Linked DNA regions of Mus musculus: region 2 is linked to region 1. Evidence: chromatin loops called from intact Hi-C (ENCODE). Cell type or tissue: left cerebral cortex. All regions are shown on one strand. Links, peaks and the distances in the headings refer to the core of each region. The heading gives the core; the rest is flanking DNA. Region 1 overlaps Psd3 (pleckstrin and Sec7 domain containing 3). Region 2 overlaps Nat3 (N-acetyltransferase 3).

The links. A loop is a pair of places that touch in the nucleus more often than their neighbours do. Peaks named below come from ENCODE experiments on the same cell type or tissue, not always from the same donor. Only the 100,000 strongest peaks of a DNase experiment are listed, where the experiment ranks them.
Region 2: a loop joins it to region 1, with 1.9 times the contacts of the local background. A loop is called at or near these places in 1 of 42 quality-filtered maps.

The regions. Positions count from the first base shown.
Region 1 is chr8:67,700,493-67,708,837 of GRCm38, reverse strand. The region is part of intron 15 of Psd3 (pleckstrin and Sec7 domain containing 3); the gene reads left to right. Among named protein-coding and RNA genes, the nearest start is that of Gm32888, 160 kb to the left of the region's middle. In left cerebral cortex, for the core only: no CTCF peak of the experiment used is centred there; DNase peaks (open chromatin) are centred at 1,376, 1,724, 1,909 and 3,760; H3K27ac peaks cover 3,579 bases.
Region 2 is chr8:67,533,832-67,542,176 of GRCm38, reverse strand. All of the region lies in intron 2 of Nat3 (N-acetyltransferase 3), which reads right to left. Among named protein-coding and RNA genes, the nearest start is that of Nat3, 14 kb to the right of the region's middle. In left cerebral cortex, for the core only: no CTCF peak of the experiment used is centred there; DNase peaks (open chromatin) are centred at 492 and 4,883.

The DNA.
Region 1 (8,345 bases), core at 239-8,238:
TCAGAAATGATAATTAGTACTAGACAAGGAGTCAAAGCCATGCTTGGTAAATAGGTGCAAAGCAGAGTTGTCTGTAGCCTAGGCCATTCGAAAAGGCTGATTCAAAATTGATAAATTCTAATAATAGAAGAAGTTAGTAAGCAAAATATTGAGGAAGTGGCTTGGCAACCTTTAATCACATATAGTAAGATGAAAGAGGACCAAAATTAAAGACAGAATTTAATCATCAAATGAAAGCAGAGAAAAAAAGATTTGGAAATGTTACAGCATGATCCTATAAAGTGTGAAGAGTCCTATTTAGGAACACAACCACAGGGATAGCCAAGCAGCTAGTTGCTGGAGAGGCTAGCCTACATAGAAGAGGTCATTGGAACAATGGTAAAGAGACACCAAGGCTATGTCAGATGTCTGAAGATCACAGCTCCAGTAGTCTTGACTACTAACTTCTAAAGAGGGTACCACAGGATCTTAGCATGTCGGGGGGGGGGATCACAAATTCCTGTGTAGCATCTCTCAGCCACAACTATGGCTTCATCCTCTACTTGGACAATGTAAGTCATAAGCTTTGGTAATTTCCTTACAGTACCAACTCTATGGGTATGTGAAATGAAAGAGCTTCCATCATCTCCTCCACTGAGATTTCAAAGGAATCTGGAGGACACTCAGTGGAGATTTGTCATAGAAAAGCAACCACTTCAGAGCCCCAACAAAGATAATGTCTAGTATAGGTGTGAAATCAGGCCCTCTACAGAGTCGCCATAGGAGAAATACTTGTTGGTGCTTCAGAGGGGAAGTCCTCAAGACTCCACAACTATAAAGCTACTGGTATGCAAATACCAGTGTAGGAAAACTTTAGGCATTAGACTCCAACCTCCATGTGGTTTTGCTGCCTAGACTAAGCACAGCAAAGGATTGAGGCTGAATATTACTGGCCAGGGGCCTTCATCCCTAGGCCAGGAGACAGGACATGAAGTTGAGATTTCTCCAGCTTTAAGATTTAATGTTGTTTTCCCTGTTGAATTTGCACTCACATGGGAGCACAACAAAACATTTTTCATGTGTTTCTATATCCTAGAAAGAGAATGCCTAGAAAAGGAATAAATACCTTAGAAGGAGAATAAAGTATCTTTTATTTTGTGAAGTCTGGTGATTATCACAACCTCTCTGATGAAGATACATCTTCAATTAAAATGAATTTATGCTTTGAGTACCACCCATATCTTACTTACATGAGATTCTAGACTGAAGACATTGCTGAGCTGTGGTATTTGCTAGGTTAGAGTATTGAGTATATATTTGGCTTACTTTAAATTTATGCCAGGCTTGTCAGAACATACCCCACATAAGGAGCATGCAAACTGGGAAAGAGATTCAGTATTCTGCATTGTGAGAAAAACTTGAATTTTAGAAAGTAAAAGTGGAATGTTGTCATTTGAAAGTCCCTAAATGCATGTGTCATACATAAGCCAGAAGAACTCATTAGGTCATGACAGCTCTGCCTTGACAGGTAGATTGCAGTCATTGCCCTAGACAAGGTTAGGTCTCTGAGAAGGGCTTTGTTAGAAAACTAAACATGTCCTTAGCTTGTTGTGTTTTGCACCCTCCTGTCCCTCTTGCTCCTACTCCTCCTCCTTCTCCTCCTTCTGCCATCAGATGACAGCAACCAAAGGCCCTAGCCAAGTGCTAAGGCAATGCTCTTAGACTTCTCAATCTCCAGAGAATGAGTCAAAGAATTCTGTTAGAAGTTACTTACTCTTGGATATTTATAGTGGCCCAAAACTGATAGAAACATGTTCCTTTGTGCTTAGAAGGAAGACACTTGCTGGTTAATGTGTTCTCACATTTGTATTAATCATAAGAGTGTCAGCTTCTCTTATGACTGAAACCAGGCCTTAGAAGCTTCCTTGACTTAGTGGGCTGGAGTTCAACTGAGTCCCTTCTCATAAAATTGTGACCCAGAGTAGCATATGCTCATGACTTAACACAAGGAGGACCCACACAGGCCACATGCCTGCAGAAGTCAATTTTAGAAACAACAAATGTCTACTCTAACAAGACATAACAATATTTTAAGAGAGAATATATTAAATCTAAAAAATCTGGGGCATTCTTAAAGATGCATTCTTTCCTGAGTTTGTATTTGTCTTGTCAATTAAATTGACTTTATTTCTTCTCAAGCTGGTATGTTTAAGGACAAGAATACATTGCCTACAGTCATTACGGGAAAGTGTCTGAAGGCCACACAGTATTAATTAGAATTGGCTAAGCTTCCATTGCACTGTCTGATTTTTGTTTCATAGTTGTTAGTGGGTAGTTAGCTTGATATATTTCCTTTTGATAAAATTCTGATTACTTCCTCATGTTGCTCATTTTTCATTTCTCAACACTGTACCAGTAATTTCCAGAACAGGAGCTCTGCAACTGACACGCTTCCCATTCCTAAGAGCAATGGAAGGCCCATTCCAGCCCCCTGCCAAGAGCCACAAAGCAACCCACCTTTGAAACATTATCTAGATACTAAGTTCCTTGTTCTTAAAGTACAAAGACAAGAGTTATTTCCCTTTAGCTCCCTAGTGACTAATAAAGAGAAATCCCATTAACCTACTTAGAGATAATTGGTACCCCAGTCTGTCTCTGTAACTGGGTCTAGCCTGGAACTGAATGCTACCTCCTTTGAAGACAGCATCATAGACATAGTGTCATGTGTTTGGACTTGAGGAACCAAAATAGCACAAGTTAATAGAATTCCTGGAAATTTAACTTTTTTTTCCCTTTTAGTTGAAAGCTATCTTAAATTATGTACAAAGATAGAGACCAAAAATCAGCAATATCTAGATGTTCATCTCAGGTAATAATAGAATCAAGAATCTTTGTTATTTGTAATTCCATATTGTATTACACAATGCAAAAAGACTAAGAAGTCTTGAAGTTTAATCTCTCACTGATTACAGTTGCCAGCAAAGGGAAGAAAGGCCTAGAAACACATTCTTTGAGCTTCATTTAAGGAGAAGTTAGTGCCTTGCCTTGAGAAGACAGACTAAGCATTCAGTTATTTCCTTGAACTGACTCAAACCCTAAGTCTTTTCTTAATCAGCTGTGCATATGTTCCTAAAGCGTCTTCTTTAATGACTGTCGCTTTCCTTTTGCTTAACATGGCATCCAAAGGAAAAGGAGATGAGAGTGAAAAAAGGGAGGGGTATGATTAGCAGAGACTGGGAGTCATCTGCCTATAGTTCTGGAGGATCTGGAGAAAGATGTGGTGTGAGCCAGAGTCAAGACCAGCCTATGGCACTGTAGCAAGACGCTTTCTCAAAAAGCAAAGCTCTGTACTAATCAAAACTGTGCAGTTCTGATAGCTAGGGCACAGCTCAGTCATCGAGTGCTTACCAGTTATACATAAGGTCTTGGTTCTAATCCTTAGCACATGAATACAGACAAACAGACAACAAAAACTTAACGTGAAACTGATGTATCTATTAAAAATCAGTTGTGGGGGAGTGGTTCAGTAAAACAGAAAAGATCCCAGAAATGAATTCCTGAATATAAGTGTGATGGCTATTCTTGGTTGTCAACTTAACTACATCTGCAGTGAACTAAATCTCAAGCAGCTGGGTACCCATGTGAAGGATTTTTTTTTCCCTTAATTAAATCATTTGAAGTGGGAAGATATATCTTTAATCCAGATCTTTGGAGGGGGGACGATCTACCTTGAATCTGGGCCACACCTTCTGCTGGCAGCCTACATAAAGAACATGGAAAGGATGCTTTAGCTCCTTTCCTGCTTGTTAACACTTTCCCTAGCGAGTCCATTCCTTCACTGGTACCGGAGCCTACTTCTTAGGGTTCTGGCATAAACTGAAGACAAGCTGAGACATACAGCCTCATGGACCGAACAACTACTGGATTCTTGGATCACCCATTGGTAGAGAGCCATTGTTGGACACGTGGGACAACAGCCTGCAAGCTAGAATGACTGAGAATCTAGTTGCTTCTCGGCCCACAAGACTGGATGCCTCAGAAGTCCCCTGTGCTGCAGACCTGAAGGGCTTCTTAAAAACTATGACTATTGTCTATACTTGAAGGCTGAAGAACTGAGTTTTGATGGAAGCAGCAGTGATAGACAGCAGCTATAGAATAGATAGGTTCACCAGCAAGAGGCCAAGGCAAGCAGTCAAAGAAGAACAGTGTTTCCCTCTAACCTCCTTATATCAGGGACACCTTCCCTGTTCCTGTCAATCCTTCCAGAAAATGCCTTTTACAGACTTACACAGAAGTATGACTTATTTGACTCCAGATTCAGTCAAGTTAACAATGATGATCAATGAATACACATGCAGAGCACACAATTACAAATACTGCGTGCTGTACTTACATTCCTTTGTTTCTGTTGCTGATAATTTGACACAGTCTGAGTAAGTAAATAAGAGATTCATTTTGGCTCATGGCTGTGGTTCATGGTTAAAGGCTGTATCTGGACCCACTTTGCTAGCAGGTTCCAATCAGCCAAGCATAGGGTATTGCGAGACAGTTTGCATCATGTGTGTAAAAAACTTGGCCAAATTAACTTTGATTACAGATTTGATCATAAGATAAACCCATTTACCTGCATTAATCCATTAATCCACTAGAGAGGACAGGCTCTTTATCACCTCCTAAAGGTCCCACTTGGCCCTACCTTTTAATATATCATAATTGGAATGTAATTTCAACATAAGTTTTTGAGAGGACAACCTGTATTCAAAGGGTATAGAATGCTTCAATTTCAAAGAATAATGAAATGGGAATCTATTGTAGTGAGTGGGCAATGGATAGGGTAGCTTGGACCAGAGTACCCATCAAAGCTTGCTCAGGTTATGCTTTAAGGAATGCCTAGAGCATAAAGAGACTGATCTGCCCATCATGACTTACACTGATGGATTTTGTACTGTGTAGTTGTGACAGACAAGCTGTAGTGAAGCACTCTGGAAACTGGGGGTGAGGAGATGGCTTAGTTGGCAAAGTTCTTGCCAAGCAAGCATGCACATATTAGTTTAGATTCCTGGAACCTTTGTAAAAGCAAGGAACAAGTAAGCATATGAACCTCCACCTACTGGGGAGTAGAAACAGGCAGATTACTGGAGCTCACTGGTCAGCCAGGCTAGTTAAACAAGTGAGATCCAGGTTCCGTTAGAGACTGTCTCATAAGAGGACCGAGGGAGAACGTCAAGTCAAACTGTGGCTTATGTACATGTGCAGTGTGCCTACTGCATGAACATGTACACGCACACACACACACACACATACATACACACACACACACACACATACATAAACACACACTGATAGCAAAAAACATATTTTTAAGGATACAGTGGATAACTTCAGTTAATTCTTATAGAATCAGAAGCAAAATCAAAATATAATCCAAAAGATTATTAACATGAGTGTATTATATGTTGGGTTTTTTTTTAAAGGTAAAGTTTTTGTCTTAGAGAGGTAAAGGGAAAATTTACAGAAATAGCAAGCAGTATTTCTCTAGTTCAAATGTTTATATCTTGAGCAAGTAGATTAGTTTTGTATACCTATGGTTCAAGATACAACTTGTTTCACTTTCCTGAACAATAAATTCTTGAATTCCAGTAATCCAGTCATCAGTCAAGGTGAATTTCTCACCATTGATTAATTTTATACTCATTTATGGTCAAAACTGTTACAAGGAGGCCTGGGTGCTAACATTGAGAATAGGCACAGCCACACACCATTGGTTATCCTGTTTTGGGGTTGAAGCTAGACAGTCATTTTTTGAGATTTCTCTTAGAACACAATGTTTAGTATTTTATTTTCTAAGTAAGCTTTATTTTATGGTTGCAGAGGGCAAGGAAGGGACCATAGAATGATAACAGGTGATACTCTCAAAACACTGTAGGCACAATACCTTTTGTGTGTGTTAGTGCAAGCTTTTGACTTCTGCTTATATCATTATAAAAAAGGTTTTCATTTCTAATTATTTTAGAAACCACATGTCACTAAGATCATTAGAGAACATTAAAGCCAAAATCAATACTGAATCAAAAAAAAAAAGTGTGCAGACATTATTAGTTTTTTAGTTTTCCCAGAATGCAAGGTATGCACACTGAAAATGTATAGTATTTACTGTATTTAGATAATGGCTTACCTAAGTGTGCAGATAGGTGCCTACTATATAAGAAGAATGGGGTGAAAACCCTCAGGTTCTTTCATGTTAGGAGTCTGATCTGCCCACTGCTGCTTTCTGAAGTTAGCAATAGTAAGCTAAGTGGTCATGAAGAAAGTAAATTGCACATCAGTTCTGCCATGACCTTCAGGAAAGCAGACTGGAGATAACAAGTCTGTACTTGAATAAACAAGCACTTTGCAAACTCCTTGCTCTGTTTCTTTTGATATGGCGTTTATTTCTTTACTTTCCTGTATAGAAATCGAGAAGCAAACTTTGCTTTGTGTGTATGTTACTGCTTATTTTGTCTAAAGATGACCTTTTACCCTACCTCTATCATAAAACAAGATGTTAGGATGTGGTTTCAGGAGCATTGGGCTGTGAATATACATGAGCAATTAGTGTTACAAAGCAACATGGCTTTCATTGGGGGTGTGTCAATTGCATTCCTATATTAGAGAACAGAGGGAGGAGACACTGTTATATTAAATGAGATGAGAGATTCTGAGCAGGGCTTGGGAGAAGGGAAACCATCAGATGCAGTTACGCTTATATGTGGGTTTGATGAAATGAGTTTCAAAGTATCAGTTGCTGAGGTTTGTTTTTTGGTTTGTTTGTTTGTTTGTTTGTTTTCAGAGAGTAATTAACATTTAATCCAAGTAGCATCATACATGGGCTTACACAGTATTTTTGAGTCAGCCCTCATAGACCTTGCTACAAAGGGAAATAGCGTTTTCCTACAAACTGGAGAAAGATTTTTTTTACAGGGAATTAAGGATAAGCATAATAAAAATAGTAAAAGCTAAAGAGGTTACAGATTGAAGAAATTATCTTAGCTTTTAAAAGGCCACTCGTATTTGAATTGTCCTTTGCACTTGGTGTTGATAGAAGCTTCATGAAAACAGCTAATTCCAAGAAACTATCAGAGAAAACTTGCTGGCCTATCTCCCAGAAACAACACGTATGCATTTGGGCACCTAAGTACTTTCCCCTCTTGTACTTTGTAGAAATCCCATCTGAGGTTGTTATCAGGCAGTGAATTAGGTCATGTAGTCTAGACTGCTGGAAATCTGTCTACACTATTGGGACAGCTTTGAGTAAGAAAGGTGATCTTGCAGCTCTGAAATATAGATCTGATCTGAGAATGTGCTTATAGAGTTTGTAGACTAAGACAGATTTTTAGTAGCATCACCAATGGTAACAAAATTTCATTGACACACCCCTTCTCATAATTTTTTTTCTTTATAGTGAAAGACACAAGCTAATGAGGCTGAAGGATAATGGCAGAGCAATAATCTAGACTGGACTAAGGTTCACATTCATTAGTTAACGGCATTGCCATCCGTAGGTGTCTCTCGTAACTGCCAGTGAGCTTTTCATGGACTCATTGTTAACATCCCATCTGATTTAAGGCCCCTGATCAGCTACTGTTAGTTTCCTATGTAGTGATGACTTTTTGGAGCAGCATTAAGCTAATTTTAAAAGCCTATTTTTTGATATTTGCCTTCTCTTTCCTACATACTTCATTAGGATCATCCAATTATAAAACATATCAGTGAAGTATAATCCTTCAATATTGTTATTGCCTGTCTAGTGCTAATTGATTCTAATTAATAAGGAGAGAAGCCACTATTCTCTGACCCAGGGGCTTACCCAATCTTAGTTTAGTTTCCAAATCAAGGCATAAATATGACCATAACACATTACATTAAAATGGGGTGTGAGAATCACCATGCAGATAGATGTAAATAACCCTTAGAAAAGCTGTATCTCTTTAGTGTGCAATTGTGTTTTTGAACCTAAAGGGTCCTCACCAATCAGAATAAGATCAAATCACTATCCAAATGCAGAAGTGCCAGAGTACAGGCAGAGTGGTCCAATTTATCATGTCAAGCTTACAGTGGGTAATAAAGTCTGTTCTTCTCTTACTGCTCCATAAGAGATGCTCATAAAATAGATCTGTGTTTTATGGCCCTTTGAAATATCCGTCTCTCTCTGAAGAGAGGGACTCAGTCTTAGCCAGGCAGCTTATATTTGGTCCCTTGCTTAGGGTTTGTCACAGACAGTATCTCAACAGTCAAGATCAAGTAGATATGAGCAGAGAAGGAATAAGTCTTGGAATGACAAGTTAGACCTTAGTGATTCATGGAAGACGTAGGAATAGTGGAATACC
Region 2 (8,345 bases), core at 39-8,038, 170 kb after region 1:
AGCTGTCAGAATTTAGGATTTTATTATTATTAGTTTTGCATAGTATTCTATTAATTTTTATATGAATATATTTTAACAGATTCCTCATACCCTTCTATTACCACCTTTTCCTCTTGCCTATAATCTTTATAGCACTAACATTTACTTTCATCATAACTATATGCCCAAAACAATTGAAGAAAGGGTTTGTTTCGACTTACAGTTCAAGTGTGAGGCCACTAGTTGCATCCACTGTCAGGAAACAGAGTGATGAATGCATGTATTCAGCTAGCTTTGTCCTCCTTATGTACTCCAGGAGCTAATCCATGGAATGGTGCCATCCACATTTAAGGTAGATCTTTCCATCCTGAAGTGTAATCTAGAAAAACCCCTTTCAGATGTACCCAGAGATTTGTTTCCATATTGATCCTAAATCCTATCAACTTGACAACCAAGATAAACAACTCCACCTCTCATCAGTTTGGTATGTCACACATCACTTCAAACTGGAACATTCCACCTCTGCCTCCTCAGCTTTCACTTCTCCTCAAAATACATTCAGTCTATCTCTGTAAGAACCCATAAATGTCAACAGTCCCAACACTTCAAACTCCAAAATCTAAGTCTACTTGGAGATTCAAAACATTCTCTTAATTATGACAAAGGTATGTTTAAAAACCCTACAGAGTTCTAACATATAATTATACAGAGTAAGCATCCAAAACCACTCCAAAAGAGAGGAATTTGGACATAATAAAGAATGGTAAGACCAATATAGGCCAAAATCCAACAAGGAAAGCATCAAATCCTTCAGCTCCATGTCTGGCATCTGGACCTCATGTCGAATTATCTGGCGGCCCAAGGGCTTGAGTAGCTCCACTCCTCCAGCTCTGTGGCCCGCAGTACACACAGTTCTTTTAGGACTGGTTTCAGTCCATGCTTGCAGTTTTCCTCAACAGAAATTCTCCAGTCCTGGTATCTCCAGCACCCTGAGCTCTTCATTGCAACTTTGTCTCACTTTCTCAGCTTCATGCAATATCTTCTTAGACTCTCCTTGTAGAGAATCTAATCCTGTTATCTATTGCCTGGCCTTGGTGGCTCTCTCAAATATTTATTTTCTTTTATTAAAAATATATTTTTATATACTATTTTCTAATTATGGTTTTGCCTTCCACTGCTCATCTCATTTTTTCCCCACAACCCCACCTATCCTGCTTCACACCCTTTCTGTCGGCATCTAAAGGATGACAACAAAATTAACTACAACATGATAATGCAAAAACCAAACAAATCAGAGTAGTACAAAATAGCCAAACAAGAAAAAGCGGCAAAGAAAATGACAATAACTGCAAATAGATGTATACAAACACGTGTAAGTGTATGCGCACGCGCGCACACACACACACACACACACACACACCCACACACACACACACACACACACACACACACAGAGAAACTCCATAGAAACAAATGACACCCTCAATCTTGCATCACACATATCTGTAAAACTCGTGCACTATGTGGACTAAGCTCTCCTGGCAATGTTCCATAGAGCCTGGCCCCTTGGACCACACTTGTATTAGCTTCTGTGACTTGACCGTAAGAGAAATACTTCCATGGGCAGCTACTTTCCAGTAGTTGGGAATCTACAGTGGCATCTCCTTTAGCTTTCCTCTTTAAAATGGATTTACATTTTCACAAACTAGGGGTATGGGTTTAGCATGGCTGGTACAATGTAATTTTTAAAGAAAGAAAGCTAGGCCATAAACAGTGTGTTGTATTGTAAGGATGTAGATTTGGATTTGGTAAAGAGGTTAAACACAAAAAGTAGAGTTTGAAGAAGCCCAGAATATTTTTGGTGTGGGTGATCATAGTACCACCACCACCAGGAAGGTTCACTAGGAGGAGCTGGCTTTGGGCAGATTAATGAAGTGCTGAGATTCGAACAAGATCTGGCCAGATATTCAAGGTATAGATATCTGATTGATAAAGCAACACACAATATAACTAGAAGTCAGAACTTGGGGCATTGATTTTGAAACAAACCTGCCTCAAAGCCACTGTGGACAGCGTGCAAGAGAGTACAGGTAAGGCAGAGGGAAGGAAGGGGATTTCTATACAGGGTCATCAGGAGTTCTAATGAATGCTTTACTGGTCAATGTAAAACTAAATCAACCATCTTTAGTGTTACTGCTGACATTAAGATGAACGAAATTCTTTATTCTTGTTGGCTCATGATAGTATTAAAAATAATAACATTACTAAGCCTGCACGCTTAATTTTATACCAAATAAGCATTCAAAGTTACCTTCCACTTTCACAAGATGATATTAACCTTGGTAATTTTAGAGTTCAGTGACATTTTTAGAAATAAAATCTTTCCAATGCAAATGGAAACTTAAGGCTGGGAATTTGGAATCTGTAAAAATTCAGATGGATCATCACCAAAAAATTACGTACTGAGAAGAAAAACAAATCAAGATATTTATCCAGACAGAAGTCTTGTCTCATTACTTAGTCAAGCACAGTTTTGTACATGGTCATGTTCATCTGCCAAGCAGTGGAGAGAAGTAGAAATATGTATAGTGCAGAGTACTTCCGCAACCTTGTTCCTCATGATTGGGCTGCTGACATCCCACTATGTGCTGAATACAGTCTTCCTCTCAAGCAGGCTCAAACCTTAGTGATATCAACATTTTAGCCTGGGCAATTCATGGTGGGAGGACATATTGTGCTCCTGAAGCATTATGGGGTATTTTACATCATCCCTGATATTGACACTCTGGGTATCAGTCATACTCCCCATGACTGTAATAAATGAAAATCTCTGAATGTATTGAGAATATTCTCATGGAGAGTAAATTGACCTCATTTGAGAGCAGTAGCCTAAAAGATCACTACTGTTAGCTGCTACAGACTCTGAAGAAAGGTACAGGGGAGATGACATTGGCTAATGTCATGGAGAACTGAAGCATAGATGCTGAAGGAATATGACAAAAGCCCCTAACTGGGGCAGTAAGGTAAAGGACGAAAGGATACCATTCATTTTTCCAAGAGTGTATTCGGTGTCAGTGGGATGTGACTTCCTTGAGTTCTACTGTAGTAATTCCTAGAAGGAAGATGGGGGAGGGGGCGTCAGGACATTACTGATTCTAGAGATATAGCTTAATTTGGGGATATGTGTCCTGTGGCATATTTGTTGATGATGCTGTTTTGTGTGTATGTGTGGATATTCTGGGCATGCTATGTATAACCTAAACTTCCTGTGGTGGACTGGTGAGGATTTCTGGCTTATTTGTGTGGTCTTCCTACACAGTATGAGAGGAACACTTCATGAACATCACAAAGGGAAAGAATAGTTGGCATGCTGAGTCTAGGTCAGGGTTACTCAATTACAATCCTCTTCATTATGTGACTTTAGCAAGGCACTTCCATTGACAGTATTCCTATTTCCTAGTCTGAAATATTTTGTAACACTGTAAGGAGGGCTCCTATTCTTTCCTTATGTTTCTATGGTATCTTTTTGTGTCTGAGAGAGAGAGAAAAGTAGTTAATATATGTAAAAAAGTTAAAATAATATTGAGACTCTAAAAATTAGTGTATGCATTGCCCAAGGTCACATAACAGGAACGCTCACAATTCAGCTCTATTCTGTATTATAGAATGATTTCTATTTGTCCTAAATTTGTGTCTATAGTCAGACCAAAACTTAGTAAGACAGATATGGTTTTGGAAGTGGATAATAGGTAGAGTTTACAAGAGTTTGAGGTGCATATGTGAAAAAGAGCCTACTGTCATGTGGACTGTTAGCAGAAATGTAGACAACACACTGCTTCTATGAAAGCCTGGGGCAAGTGAGGGAAACTAATCCTTGCATAAAGTGGGATGTGACTTGCTTGAGTTCTACTGTAGTAATTCCTAGAAGGGAGATGGGGGGAGGGGTGTGATACACCGGAATAGTCATTGGAGACCCTTGTTTTCCTTTTTTAGCACAACTTGAGAGGTCAAAGGAAACTCAGAAAGGAATTGTTTCATGAAATGAAGCCAAAGCATGAAGATTTCAAAGCTCGCAACCTGACCATATTGAAAATAATGAGAAAGTGTGCCCTGCAGAGAATAAGCGGGAGTCTGAATAATAATCTCTTATTGCATGCACATATGTATTTGTATATTATACATATTTATATTCCCAAACATAGCTGATTAATTCCATATTGTTAGCATTTTGTCTAGACTCCACCCCACAGTTACTTGGCAACAGCCAGATGTGCCTGACTCACTATAGAAGAGGTTGCTCTCCCACTCCTCTCTCTTTTGCCTTCTTGCTCTCCCTCTGTCCTCTTATCCTGCTCCCCCTCTCTCCCAATCCCCCCTCTCTCCATGTGCTCATGGTCAGCCTCTACTCCTCTGCCCTCCCTTTCTCTCTCTCTGCCTTTCTCTGTCTCTACTACCTTCTCAAATCCCTTCTCTATGCCCTGAATAAACTCTATTCTATACTGTACCAGTCCCTGGTGGGGGTGGGGGGGGAAGGGATGCCTCAGCATGGGCCTGCAGAGGCACCCCCTTCCCCACACCTGACTGCACATTCACCAAACATTCTCTCTCCCTTTATCTTTTTAAAAAACACAACACATATAATGCTACTTTTGTATGTTTTCAGGGATGACTCTTTACAAAGATTGGTGCGCTTGTCCCATGTTGTCTTTTAAGTAAAAGGAAGACTGGTCTCAAAGGTTATTCAGAGACTGCCACAGTCACCATTGGAGGTCACAACTCCATGCTCATTAGAATAAAGCCAGCTGGGGGCCTTGTAACTAGCAACACATTGTGACCAAATGCTATTTGGTATTTTGGAACTAGCATATTTTAATTCTGCACTCATAAAGCCTGGACTTAAAATAAAACAAAAAGCAGGAAGCCCTGGGAATATTGTCAGTGAGGGGACTAAGTGAAAACTCTCAGCTCTACATTGATTTGCCGCATCTCTGTTGAGTTATTGGCAGTTTCTTTTCAGCTCAGTGTCAGCATGGCAGAGCCCTCAGTGTAAATAACTATAAAGCCCACTGAGTCTCTCCTTGCCTGTCTTAACGGAATATAGGTTGACTTTTAGTTTTAATTAAAAAAAACATAAGATCTTCCATAAATATCCTAGAAATGATAGGAAAGATAGTTTTAGATGATAACACTACGTTTACTTATTTATTTTAAAAGATATTTTTGTGGTTCATAAATTATGAAGGGTACCTCAGTGTTGGGAAGATGGCAAAGCCGTAAGCTGGCCACCTGTGTTGCACAGGGAAATACAGAGAAAAGATAATGGTACTGGAGGATAGAACACCATGAGCTCTATGCTTAGAGGTCTGGGGAGCTACTAAGAGTAAATCCAGAAAAATAAATCAACCAGATGGTTAAAGCCCTGGTTATATGGGGGAGTAATGAAGCACATTTTATTGCCTCTATTATTATTAAGATATGTCCCAGACACATCAGTGCTCACTAAGTAGTGGTTGAGCCTTCTATTAGTTACTTTTCTTGTTATAGGACCAATTTCCCAAAAGAATAAACTGAAGAGTTTATGTTCCCTCCCATTTTGAAGGGATCTAGTCCCTCATGGAAAGGGACACAAGGCAGCAGGAGCCTGAGGCAGCTGCTCACATTGCATCTGCAGTTTGGAGACAGAAACCGAAAAAAGGTTGGGGCCCAGTTCTCTTTGTCCTTTGTATTCAGATCTGGACCCAAGCCCATGGGGGGTGCTGCCATATTCAAACTGATTCCTTTTCTCCTATTAAAGCCTTCTGAGATACCCTTATAGATGCAGAAATATTTCCTAGGTGATTCTAAATCCAGTCCTGTCAACAAAGAAAATTAACCATGTATACCTGGTCTTTCTGAGTAATAATAATAATAATTAAACAAGACCAACCTCATATGTGTGTGCACCTGCAGTCCAGAAGAGGGCATCAGATTTTCTGGAGCTGGAGTTATAAGTGGTTGTGAGCTGCCAATGAGTGCTTGGAAATGAACTCCGGTCCTCTGCAGAGAAGTGCCCTGAACCACTAAAGCCATTTTTCTCATCTACCTGTTCCTCTGTTTAAATGTCAGTTTATTTGGAGATATTGAAACAGAATAATAAATGTAGGGTATGTCACTAGAAAGGAAGAAAAACTATGTGATCAAGGAATCTGTTATATTAACTTTTTCTAGCTTCTGAAAAGATTAGGGAGTCCAAGATAAACGCTGGGAGAATGCCTTACCAGTTACAGTAAATTCAAGAAAGAAAACAGTTGTAGAAGAATAGAACTACACAAATATGGAAATGCCTAAAAGAAGGAAAGCACATTATACGTTTGGGATTAGAAGGTGAGATTTAAAGGGTAAAAATAATATGTTTTAAAAGATGTTGAATGCAAGAATGAAAGCAAGGTACATCATTAGATCTTTACAGGAACCTTGCAGTAGAGCATGTAATATGGCCTCCATTATAAAGAGCTTAAAATTATCTTGATGAACTTGTGCAGTTTAAGGGGATTTAAAAATCAGAAAATGATGTAAGGAATAAACACTGCAAGTACAAAGTTAATGATCAACTAAGATCTCTATAGACAGCACAATCTCCCCTCAGTCCCTGTGAATGACAAGCTTACACCCACACCTAAGGCTCAGGGAACATCGAAGAAGATGGGAAGGGAAGATTATAAGAGCCAGAGGATCAGGGACTTTGCCATGAGCTTGTGTCTTCTAGTAACAGGTGAAACCACACCAGTAAAGAATCAGTAACATGGCCTCCCAGATGTGAGCTGAACAAGGATGCCACCATCGAAAGACCAAACAGCTTGGGGAAAAGCCTTGGAGGCACCAGTCAGTCCTTCACAAAGTACTACAGGCAACTGAGCAAAGCAGAGAGTAGAGAGGTGGCCCTTTCAAGGGAAGAAAACACTAAATGATTGTCCAATGAAAAAATGGTCAACCTGAGAACATAAATATAACAGTATGAATACATTATATGGATTCAACAGGCAATACTTTGTGTATATGTGTATATATGTAAGTGTATGTATATGTACATGTATATAGAAATACATAGATGCATGCAGTAACAATTGATGAAAAAAGGGGGAATGAATTTGAATGAGAGTGAGGCAGGGAGAAGATTATGGGAGGGTTTTGATGGAGGAAAGGGAAGGGAGGATGTTCTAATTAAAATAGAATCTTAAAAACAAACTGAAAAGACAGGACAAGCTTGGTATTCACAGTAAAGGCTGACAAGGATGGCCTACTACTCCCAGACTAGCTACAGGGAAATCAACACAGAACGGACAAGGGATCATCCTCCTGGAGCATCCAAAGGGCAACATTCACAAATGGGAGAGAAACATGTGTGAGAGCAGGAGAGGGACTGCAGAAATCAGATCTGATAAACAAGAGAGACAAGATTCTGGGTAAGCCTGATTCTATGTGTTTGACATTGGAATATATTCTAGTCAAATTATAGAAATCCTAAATTAAAGAGTTATTTAAGCAGCTGGCAAAAGAAAAAAAGTTCCTTTGTACGAAGAAAAGATCCATCTGGCAACCAACTATTCTACAGAAAGATCCAAAGGTGAAGTAAGGGAACCTGTCTCTGAAGGATGAAGGGAAGCGCCACCCTGGAACCCTATTCGGCTAGTGTCCCATTGAATGAGGGAGGCGTGCACACAAGGGCAACCTCAAGCATGAAAGCACTCGAGAAACTTAGCAAATCTGACTTTTCCTGATGATGGATTCCTCTTCATTAGCCAGCAGATGAATAAATCCAAAGGACACCCAAGAAAGAAAGAGGCCACAGTACCAGACCACAGTGAGCCTTGGCTCCTTTCATATAAGGCGAAGGTTAAAAAGAGCAGATGAACATTGTGGAAGCTGAGCGAATATTTATCTTATGCAGCAGTAGAGACTGGAAATCTGAAAACTGAGAAAGACCAGAGAAGACCTGACCAATATCATCAGCAATGATTTTTGGGCCATTCAAAAGGTTAGTGAAAGGAGCGGTTCATCAGCTGGGGACATAGGGTTAGGACTCTGGAAGAGGGCAGCCTGTTGGGATGCTATCTGTAAGTCATGTGGATCTATGGATTTCCCTCATGATTTTCTGTGATCATGCTTGCCTTATGAGCTTTTATCTAAGGCCTGTGTTCTTCCCCAGAATGCTCATGAACCTCCACAGCTTCCCTGCCCTCTTTTTCTGAGAAATGGAGAACCATTCAGTGTGCTTCTCGAAAGGATTGGGCCAATGACTTACACAAGGTCTTGAAAGCAAAGCTACTTTACATAGAACCTGGACAAACTTTTGAATTATGATAGATAGATAGATAGATAGATAGATA